Linked DNA regions of Homo sapiens: region 1 is linked to region 2. The links are chromatin loops, found by intact Hi-C in ENCODE. Cell type or tissue: mucosa of descending colon. All regions are shown on one strand. Each heading gives the region's core, and the rest is flanking DNA. Links, peaks and the distances in the headings are about the cores only.

What was found. A loop is a pair of places that touch in the nucleus more often than their neighbours do. Peaks named below come from ENCODE experiments on the same cell type or tissue, not always from the same donor. Only the 100,000 strongest peaks of a DNase experiment are listed, where the experiment ranks them.
Region 1: a loop joins it to region 2, with 4 times the contacts of the local background. A loop is called at or near these places in 3 of 110 quality-filtered maps.

Annotation. Positions count from the first base shown.
Region 1 is chr7:108,972,776-108,978,161 of GRCh38, forward strand. No RefSeq gene overlaps it. Among named protein-coding and RNA genes, the nearest start is that of LINC02903, 91 kb to the left of the region's middle. In mucosa of descending colon, for the core only: no CTCF peak of the experiment used is centred there; no DNase peak of the experiment used is centred there.
Region 2 is chr7:108,622,889-108,628,274 of GRCh38, forward strand. All of the region lies in intron 3 of LOC105375448 (a long non-coding RNA gene), which reads left to right. Among named protein-coding and RNA genes, the nearest start is that of DNAJB9, 56 kb to the left of the region's middle. In mucosa of descending colon, for the core only: no CTCF peak of the experiment used is centred there; no DNase peak of the experiment used is centred there.

The sequences.
Region 1 (5,386 bases), core at 100-5,099, 350 kb after region 2:
ATTAAATTGGAGGCAGTTCTGGGAAGAATGAAAATATGACTCTGAGAAATCTAAAAAGATATCTCAGTTTCTGAATAAAGTCTCTGAAATATGAAGAACAACTCCAATGTAAATGGTAGGGCATTTACCCTATCTACTTTCTTTGTTGGCTAATAATTATGAAAGTAAACGTTCAACTGCAGAATCACAAAGTTTATAAATAATAACCATAAATGGGTAGTTTGTCAAAGTGAAAATTCCTTGACCATGTTTCTTTTTGTTGATACTGTCCTCTAGATAGGCTATTAGAGGATAAATGAAAATGGATATTTAACAAGATTTTAGGAGAAATTTATATGTATGTGTTACTGTATAAATTTAATTTTAAAAGGAAAAAATCTGCATTGAGAAGGCTAAAGCTTAGATGTATTTGAATGTAGAGAACAGTTGGAAAGAAAGGGTGTTTTGAAGTTCAATCAATGAGACAGATCACTGGAGGGAGCTCTAACTTCACAACAAAGGCAGAAAGGAACTTTTCCTTTGTTCTCAAATGTCATGTACAGCTGAAGGACCCACCCCCATACAAATCAATAATAAATATGAAAAGTGTCCAAAAAAGAAGTCTTTTTGGACATTGTATACCATTACAAATGAAGACAGGACTGCTATTCACAACTGGCAATATTTAAACAAGTCAAAAACACAGGATTATATACAGCGAGAGCCTCAGTATACCTTTTGTATAAAAAAAACTTAAAAATATATTCTTTATAAGTTCTCCCCACTTCCATCCTTCAATGATAACAATGTAGACTCTCAGCAATTATTGCTGATTATTGAGGTCAGCCCAGCAGGCTCTAATGATTCTCTGGATCTGACCTTAACAGAGTTTGGGTGCCCCACGGAAAGGTGGGGACTTTTAAGAGGTATGGATGTGTCTTGGCCCCATCCTTAGCAACAGCACAACTGTGTTTGTACCAGACAAGCTCTGTAAAGGGCACTTAGTTTTTCTATAGCAGAGTGGTGAGCTTGACAGCACCCTGGACTGCCAACCAGAATACCTGGATTTTGGTCACAGCTGACTTCCTAACTACATGTGAGCTTTTGGGCTTTCTTATTTTCAAGTTCCTGGTGAAGTAGAAACAGAAGTTTGAACTACATGCTTTCTACAGTCCCCTCTAACTTGTAAGCTATCACATTACAATGTTCATTTAATTTTTTCGTACTAACTGTTTATGGTGTATAGTCATAGAAAGTGATATTTAGAGTTCAGTTCTGCCTTTTAGAAGCACAAAATTCATGCCGAGTCTAACTTAAAAAATCCACAAAACATTTTCTAAGAGTTTTTCTGTATCCTTCCCCATACACACTTTCTTCTCCTCTCATTACTTACCTTTTAAAGTTGGCTCCTAAGAAGCAAACCTGTAGTAGCTTTCTGAAAAATGATGCTAGGAGGCTGAATTTATTCGGGATTGGCACAAGCTGATCCTGCATTGGGAATGCTGGCTAAGCAGATGGACTATGGAACAGTCTTCAGGCTGAGTTTTATAGAGTGAAGGTGTTCCCTCCAGCCAGCTACATAATTTGTGGGGACCCTGCTCAAAAATCGTTAAGAATTTTCAGATAGTGATAGTGTAGTATGAAAGCCAGCACAGTGCCCTTTTGAGTGTGGTGCCCTATGTGACTGCACAGGTCACACACTCATTAAGTTGGTTCTGTCTGGAGAGGTGGGGACCCAAGATTCAATAAGATAGATGCATAGGGCAAGGTTTAACTCCAAAAGTATTATTCACTGTAAAAAACCAAATACAAATAAATAAAATATAGTAAAATACAAATCAACTCCTGCCAGTTTATATTTTAAAAGGTGAGAAATCGTTTCAACAAAGAAGCTGTGATTGTGTTTGGGCCAAACCCTTAAAGAAAATAATTAAATAGTTTTGGAAAGAACATTGCAGAAAGGGGAGGTGTTGAAATCATACAATAATTATGTTTACATCAATTAAAAATCTTCAGTCTGGGAAGATGTAACGACTTCTTCCAAACAGTTTCAAGATATTGGAAAGCCAGCTGGAGATACAAACAGTGGCACAAAGAGTGACAAATTTCCTTGAGGGGCTGCCAAAGTGGAGGCTTTCAAAATGCTGGAAGCATTTAGTATAACTCTCCTACCTACAGCTTTAAAATAACTGAAATAAAGTAGCAATAGTTCAACTATGTAATTTCTTTGTGTTTTTTCTAGTATTTTATATTTGTCTGATTTCAAATAAAGATATTATTCCAGTGGGAGAAAAGTTAGCTTGGAGATGAATATACTGTATTGAAACTTTTGATGGGATACATTGTGGTTTTAAAACAACTTTGGTGCTATTTTTCCCCTCCAACAATAGCCATTATTCTGCATCGATTGACTTTATGACAGGTCTCTTTGGCATATATTTTTGAGATTAGAACTCCAAGTAAATTGTGTGAATATTTCAGATAGCATCTTTTAATTGGCATCAGCTAAAATTCAGAATAAGCTAACTCACAGCTGTAAATTTGTTTTTCCCTTTTTCTGCATAGTATGACTTTAAGGCATCCCAACTGCTTCAGAGCCATCATCACCCTTGATATGTTGTCTTAGAAGGCTTTCCTCTTGAACAGTTTTAAGCAGGTGAAGTTCTCATTAGTGCCTCTGCCACTATCTTCCTCTCTTCCCAGACCCTAACTCTCCTATTACTCTTTGCTTTACTCTTCTCCCTAGAAGGGAGCTGATACTCTTGGACTTTCGAGTTCTTCTTATCCTATACCAGTTCTCTCTCTCTTGAGTTTAAAACTAACCAATCTAAAAAATTAATCTTCCTGGACTGTATATTAGTGGACTATGTGCATGGGTTTCTTAAGCAATATATTTGCTTTTCCTTCGACCCTGCTGTTATCAGGAATTTGAAACACAGTAAGTGTCTGGAAGGTAGGGTTTATGTCATGGGGGAAGGCCAGAAGGAGATGTGAGTCAAGGCAATCCTATTTCTTAGATATTACATTATCCCTTTGAGGATAAAAGTCATGTTGGCTGACCAAGAATAATTTGGAGAAATTGAAATTTAGGGATCTGAAGACAGGCCGTAATTATGGCCTTTGTACTTTATTCACAGTGATATTAGATTGAACTTGAACTTCTCAATAGCATAGCCCTCAGGGCTAATACTTTTGGTATAAACTTAAAATGAAACTGTTTCATACTGAAACCCATTTGTTATTTCTTTAACAAACCCTCTAGGGTATTACCCCTTCAGCCTACCTTTCCTGATTCTGCTGTATTTATAGCATTATGACAAGGTCCCAAAGAACACTGTGGAAGGCAATCTGTAAAAGCACTTTTTACCTAGAATTTTAGAATCAAAAATTACTCTGGAGAAGAAAACATGGTAATTATAGCTTAGCATAATAATGTAGAGGAGACAGACTGCAATGAAGTAAGTTCAATCATTATTATTATCATAGTTTTGGAAAGTCACTAATTACTGTATTTTTAAGCACTTTTTTACTAAGACAATGGTCTTATTTATGCAAATGATGCCATCAAATAAGTGTTCTTTGGGTGGTGAGGAATTATGCTCCTCATCACAAAACCTTCTCTTAAGCATGCTGCAGAGAAGTATTTCATTTATAGCTAAAGTTTACCCAATTGCATAAGGAAAGAACGTGCATTTCTACCCAGGGATTTGTCTTAAGCTTTCAATTTTTAAATAATTTTAGACAAAGGAAATTTGCAAAAGTCATAGAATTCTTGTAAAGCCTTCACCCAGCTTCCTCAAATGTTAATGTCTTACATAAACTTGGTACAATGATCAAAACCAAGGAATTATTATTGGTATAATACTATCAACTAAAGATGGTATTTGAGTTCCAACAATTTTCCCATTAATGTCCCTTTTTTCCTGTCACAGAACCCAATGGAGAATCCCATAGTCATTCAGTTGTCAAGTCTACTTGGCCTCTCTATGAAAGTTCCTCAGTGTTTCCTTGTATTTCACAACTGTGGTTATATTTTAAACAAGATTTATTTCTCTGAGTTGAATAATAATTAAAAACTTCAAAATCCCTGACATTTGGGAACTTTAGGGGAAAATTATATATTTTCTTTGAAATATTTTAAACTAGTATTCTTTAATTTTAAAAGTATTCATTTAACATTATGAATTAAAATCTATGGGGATTTGAAAATTTTTGGAAGAATTTTTTTTTTCACATTGGCTGTGGTTTTGTAATGATGAGTTTTGAGCAAAAATAAAACTTTTATTAGTGGCTTTTGGATTTACAATTAAGAAGATTTTTTTGAAGAAACGAAATTAGTATTAGAGGCTCTGTGGCCTCTAAAGCTTAAATTAGAAATTTTAACAATCGTATGGCATGAACTGTTTGACAACTTTACTCTTTTAAATGACTCAAAATAAATTTCAGAGTAGTGTAGTCAAATTCTGCATGTAAACACTTCTGTATATTTTGTATTTCTAACGTAAGTTTCAGTTCCTTGAAGATACTGTTTATATTCAAATTCTGTATACTCTATATGTCTATATGTGTACATTATACAATTATATATAACAAGATAATTATATATAATGTATAATATATAATTTTATATCATATAGTAATGATAAAATACGTATATAATTATATATATCCCTCTGTGTGTATATGTATGTATCTGTTTATAATTGTCTGTGGTATTAGTGGAATGCTTTACTGAGAGCATTTGAAAAATATATTCTTCAGTAAGAGCTATTTCATGTAAAATAAATAACCTACTTCATCAGATTGGAGTACAAAAGAAAGTCACAATTATTTTATAAATAAAATTAAGATGACTGCACCTCCATCCATCTCACTGATTAAAACATTTCTTCTTCCTACCCCAGGGGCAATAAGAGCTATTTCGTGTAATGTAAGTGTCCTACTTTGTCAGCTTGATGTATTAAAGTCCCAATTCTTTTTCTTTTTTTCAACATTTTTTTCCTAAATTTTAATTTTTTTATACTTTAAGTTCTAGGATACATGTGCAGAACATGCAGGTTTGTTACATAGGTATGCACGTGCCATGGTGGTTTGCTGCACCCATCAACCTGTCATCTACATTAGGTATTTCTTCTAATGCTCTTCCTCCCCCAGCCCACTACCCCCTGACAGGCCCCAGTGTGTGATGTTCCTCTCCTTGTTCATGGGTTCTTGGTGTTCACCTCCCACCTATGAGTGAGAGCATGCGGTGTTTGGTTTTCTGTTCCTGTGTTAGTTTGCTGAGAATGATGGTTTCCAGCTTCATCCATGTCCCTGCAAAGGACATGAACTCATCCTTTTTTATGGCTGCGTAGTATTTCATTATATATATGTGCCACATTTTCTTTATCCAGTATATCATTGATGG
Region 2 (5,386 bases), core at 90-5,089:
AGAGATGGGTTTGTCTATGTTGCTTTGCTTTGTCCATACCTATCTAGTGCATTAAGTAGTCAGTTTTTCTGTTCACCAAGCCTTTCCGGCTTTTTGTTTTGGTACATAGTAGGATTCATGTTAGGTGTGACCACCTGACTTCCTTTGGTTAATGAAATAGGAGAAATGAGGTGTGATACATCTCAGCAGAATCTTTAAAAATGTTCATGTGGCACATCATGCTCTCTTTCCCAGGAATGTCCCAGATAATGGCTGCTCTGTTATCTGGGACATTCCTGGGAAATGGGTCCTAAACTAAGGATGAAGAAGCAAAGCCCTCAGTTGAACTGTAACAGATGTGAGGCATTAGTGAGAAGTAACTTGTTGCTTTAAGCTGCTGAGGAATTTTGGGTTTGTTTGTTACCACAGCATAAGCTAGCCTCTATGCCAAGGAATTGACTGACGGTCCCTGAGCAATGCCGTTCATGGAGGACTGTAGTCAGGCTGAAGCCAACTGACTTAACCCAGTTACTTTCCAATTGACTGTAAACTTAAGTTTATTTTTGGCTTTTCAGGTTTGCCATTTTATTAAACAAAGAACAAAATGACTGTGCATGCTTTATCATGGTTGACTTGCGACGGCATTGACGTTGATCTGTGGTGCACTGTGCTTGTGCTGTCTGTGGCCTTGCATTTGTTTGCTGCTTATGTGTAATGCCTTCATTTGGACAGTCATTTACAACCCTGGATGGTTATTAGACTCTTCTGGGGAGTTTATAAAATTTACCCATATCCAGGCTATATCCTACATGCTGTTTTGCAGGAGGTCCCCAGGTATTTCTAATGTACAGTAGAGGTTTCAGCCTCAACCAGATCATTAACTCTTTGGTGAGGAACTATGACCTGAAATTGCTGGATATCTTCTTTATGTCTATTGTAAACAGGAGGTCAGGATGCAGCGGACCATGGGGCAACATGAAGAATAAAGCATGACATGACTTAGTGGAGGGCAGCAGACCATTGTCCCACAGTTCTAAGTGCTATTTGGCAATTCAGAACAAGCATTCAGTGGGGACTGACATGATCTTTCCAGAAGGGTAATTCAGGGCTGCAGGTGCCAATTAAATCGTTGTGGAATTTAATGTTTCAAATGTCCACATCATTAATAAGATGTGGTAGAAGGAATCACGTCCTTGTGGGCATACTAAGGGAAGTTCTTCACTTTGGTAAAAGGGTGCGCCTGATCTACAAGCACTGTGGACACAGCTCATTTTTGGAGGTGACATCTTGTCTGCTACCGTTTCTTTGGCTTCGCTTGTTGCTGACCTTGACTCTCTTCCTATGGGATCAACTGTTCATTGCCTTTTTGATACTGCCTTCCTCCAACTGATGTGCATACCCTTGTCTGACTCTAGGATTTTATTTCTGTCTCTGTCCTCATTTGTGCAAATGAATGCCCCTCTGTGGTTTGGATCTTCTGATCCTGAATCCCGGTGGCCACATGGAGCCAGTGTTTGTTGAGTCTGGGGAGCACTGGCCAGGCTTTTCTCTGTGTTGCTTTGCTAACCTGGCATGTTTCTATTATCAGTTCAACCTGCCAGCTCATGCCCACCCAGGTGCAGTGGAGGCTGAATAAAGGCAAGATCCTCCTCCTTTTTGCAGCTTTTATTGGCCTCCTTGTCCTTTGATCTCGCTTATTTTTCTAAGCCCATTAATCGGAGCTATTATATATAAACATACAACACATATAAATACACGGACAGACAGAAGATTCAGCACTTGTAAAATTTTTCATTTGCCAGTTTTTTAATTGGATTACTGGCTTCAGGGTGGAGCCCTTGGGGGAAAGGGGCCAGGAAAGCATGCATTTCGAGGGTCAAATAAGCAGCAAATAAGCAGTTGAAGGCAAAGACAGATCCCCAAAATTAAGGGTGTCATTTTATACTGGATCCTGGCTCCCCAAAAGAGGGAAATACTGTGGGAGAGGACAGTGCAGAGCTTCTACCCTGTGTTTCATTGCAAGGCAGCTCAAAGCCAATCAGCCCATTTTGTAATCAGCCCATCTCTCATGGGAGTCTCATCTCCCTGGGCAGGTGGGAATGTTTCCTTCCAGGTGGCCAAGAGCGTGCTTTTCTGATCCAAGTGTGCAAAGAATCAAGTGCCTCTCCATAATAACTATTAGCCATCCCTTAAAGTATATTTCCTACCTAGTTATTACACACCAAAGCTCTCTCATAATGCAAAGTAATTTCTGATACCCTCAAAACTCAAAACCATCAGATAACACAATGCAAAACAGAGCAGGGCCTTTGATTTTGAGAGGGATCTATCTGCTTTTAATTCCTGGGATTTCATCAGGAAAACAGAGGGTTTTTTTCCCCAAAACGGGGTTTTTGGCACTTCCTCTGTTTTTCCCAATGAGTCCCTGGATACCAGAAATTATCTTAGGGCCTCTCATGTGCATTAAGAGTGGCAAGACAAAAAAAAAAAAAAAAAAAAAAAGGAGAAAAATAATTCAGCCGACTAAGAAGAAAAAAACCTTTTTCCAGAAAAACAAGTTCCAAGAAGAGAAAAACATAAAGGCTTTTTAAGTATACCTATAGCTCGTTTATCCACTTTTAATTAAACCGACTTTTAACGATAGTGCTCTTTAAAAAAGAAATCCTTTCAGATCTCTTGTTACCAGACTTTAGCCATGCCAAGCGGCCAATATTTCTAGTTTCTGAACTTTGCTAAAGGTAACCTCTCACGTGCTTCAAAGACATGGTAAGCAGTTTCTTTTTTTACAAGATTTAGAATCTCCACAAGGTAGTTCAGAGAAAGGAAAATTCAAGAGAGGAAATCAGAAGCTAACTATGGGGGGAAAAAACTCAATAAATGGCCAAGTTACACAAATAACAAACCAGAAAGGAGTCAATCCAGAAGCCAACAATTGAACCTAAGCCACCACTGTCAAAAGATAAAGCCTTAGCTACTGAGCTATATAGCATTGAGCAGTTTTCCATTACTTTTCCCAGAAGGAGCCTAGAGAAGCCAATTTCAAGCTTGCAAGGCTTTTAACTGCTCAAGAAAAATTTTTAGGACTAACTATGACATGAACCCCCAAATTCCTGTCCTCTGGATGGTGGAAACCAAAAGAAAGTATCCCCACATGGTCACAAGGTTAAGCTCTTAAGGACACAAAACAAGACAGAGGCATTTCGTACAGTATTGGTTTCAGGGATCTGTAGCAAAGTTTGTAAATGACCAGCCTGCCAAGCTGGCTTGAAAAGCAGGCTTATAGGGGTCTAAACCCATGTTCTAGCCTGTGATACCCCTTTCTCCATTACAGAACACAGAAAGACAAATTCTTAGCACAAAGTACACCAGATTTGCTGCAGCCTAAGACTAGTCTCACAAATCCTTTTTTCTATTCATCAAACTCTTGCAGAGGAGACCAATAGTTTATTTACTGTTTTACCCAGACAGAGAAAGAGAAGGAGAAAGAGAGAGAGAACAGAAACTTGGCTGGTAAGAATTTCTTACCCTTTCTGCTAGCATGCCAGGTTTCTGGATTCCCTTTCTCTGCAGCTTCCAGAAGAACGGAGTGGCTTCTGATGTCCCTGCTCGCTTGTGCTATAGCTGTGGGGTTCAATCCACTTTACAAGAGAAAATCACCCTTTACTATTTTATGGAAACGTAGACAAGATTCTTAATTTGCAAGATGCTGCCCAATGGGCTGCATGGGGAATCAAATTAACATTTTCCAACCAGCAAAATACACATAACAAAACAAACATTAGTCACTTGTTTAGCACCCAATATCAGCCTAGCAAAGTTCAAACTTTTTCCCGTTGGTCCCTGTTGTCTTTGATCCACTCCAGGTGGGGACAGGCAACCTCCGAACGGTAATTCACAATGGGGTTTCTGGGCAAGGGGAAGAGCAGATAGTCACCCTGAGAGACAGGCCTGTTTAGCCTTCTTTATGGCTCATTGAATGTGAGCAGACAAATAAGGAGGGTTCTCTGAGTTAGGCCTGCTGGACTTCCATCAGCAGCCCCTCTGAGATCCCTTCCATATATACAAACACACACAAAGACAAGTTGGACAGAAGGCCCTCCAAATTAGATCCCTAACCAAGAACTCCAAGAGTATCCCTTCGAAACAATCTGCCTATTCTTCTGAGAAACCTCCTCAAAATCTTCCTGATTGAGGAGAAGTCTACCAAACCAGGACTCTTCCTGGTTTGAAAGAGCCAACCGAGACCTCCCAGGAACTGAACAAACACCCTGCAATGAGGCTACAGACACAGATATCCCATGGTGGAGCTACAGACACCCCACAATGGGGCTGCAGATACCCCACCACAGGGTACAAAACCAGTCGGGAGAAGGAAGGAAGCATTGGCAGCGCCTAGGATACGCACCAGTTCAGACATCCTACGATGGGGCTACAGACAGACACCCTACACCCTACCATGGGGCTACAGACAGATACTCTGTGATAGGGCTGCAGTTAAGGGACATCTCCCCAGGACTATTTCTCCATTGCAATTAAATCTATGCACATTGGGTCGGCAGCACCCCACCAGTAGAGAGAGTACCAGAGTCAGCCCCCAGTCCAAGATAATTAGGCAGCCATTTGGGCTGGCTTCTGGATCCATCGCTGGATTGGGGGGGCCACTGAACTATGAATGGGTAGCCACAAGGGCAATCCAGGATGAGCCCCCAAATTTATAACCACCCAAGGGGTTCACCTTGGCAACTGCCTAGACAGAGCTGATTCATCAAGACAGGGGAATTGCAATAGAGAAAGAGTAACTCATGCAGAGCCGGCTGTGTGGGAGACCCTAGTTCTGTTTTATTATTACTCAAATCAGTCTCCCTGAGCATTCAGGGGGCAGAGTTTTTAAGGATAACTTGGTGGGTGAGGAGAAGCCAGTGAGCCAGGCGTGATGATTGGTCAGGGATGAAATCATAGGTAGTCAAAGCTGTCTTCTTGTGCTGAGTCAGTTCGTGGGTTGGGGCCACAGGATCAAATGAGACAGTTTGTTGATCTGGGTGGTGCCAGCTGATCTATCAGTGCAGGGTCTGCAAAATATCTCAAGCGCTGATCTTGGTAGCAGTTTAGGGAGGGTCAGAATCTTGTAGCCTCTAGCTGCATGACTCCTAAACCATAATTTCTAATCTTGTGGCTAATGTTAGTCCTACAAAGGCAGTCTAGTTCCCAGGCAAGAAGGATGACTGCTTTGGGAAAGGGCTGTTACTGTCTTTGTTTAGACTATAAATTATAAACTAAGTTTCTCCCAAAGTTAGTTCAGCCTACATCCAGGAACGAATAAGGATGGCTTGGAGGTTGGAAGCAAGATGGAGTTGGTTAAGTTAGGTCTTTTTCACTGTCTCAGTCACAGTTTCCCAAAGGCAGTTTC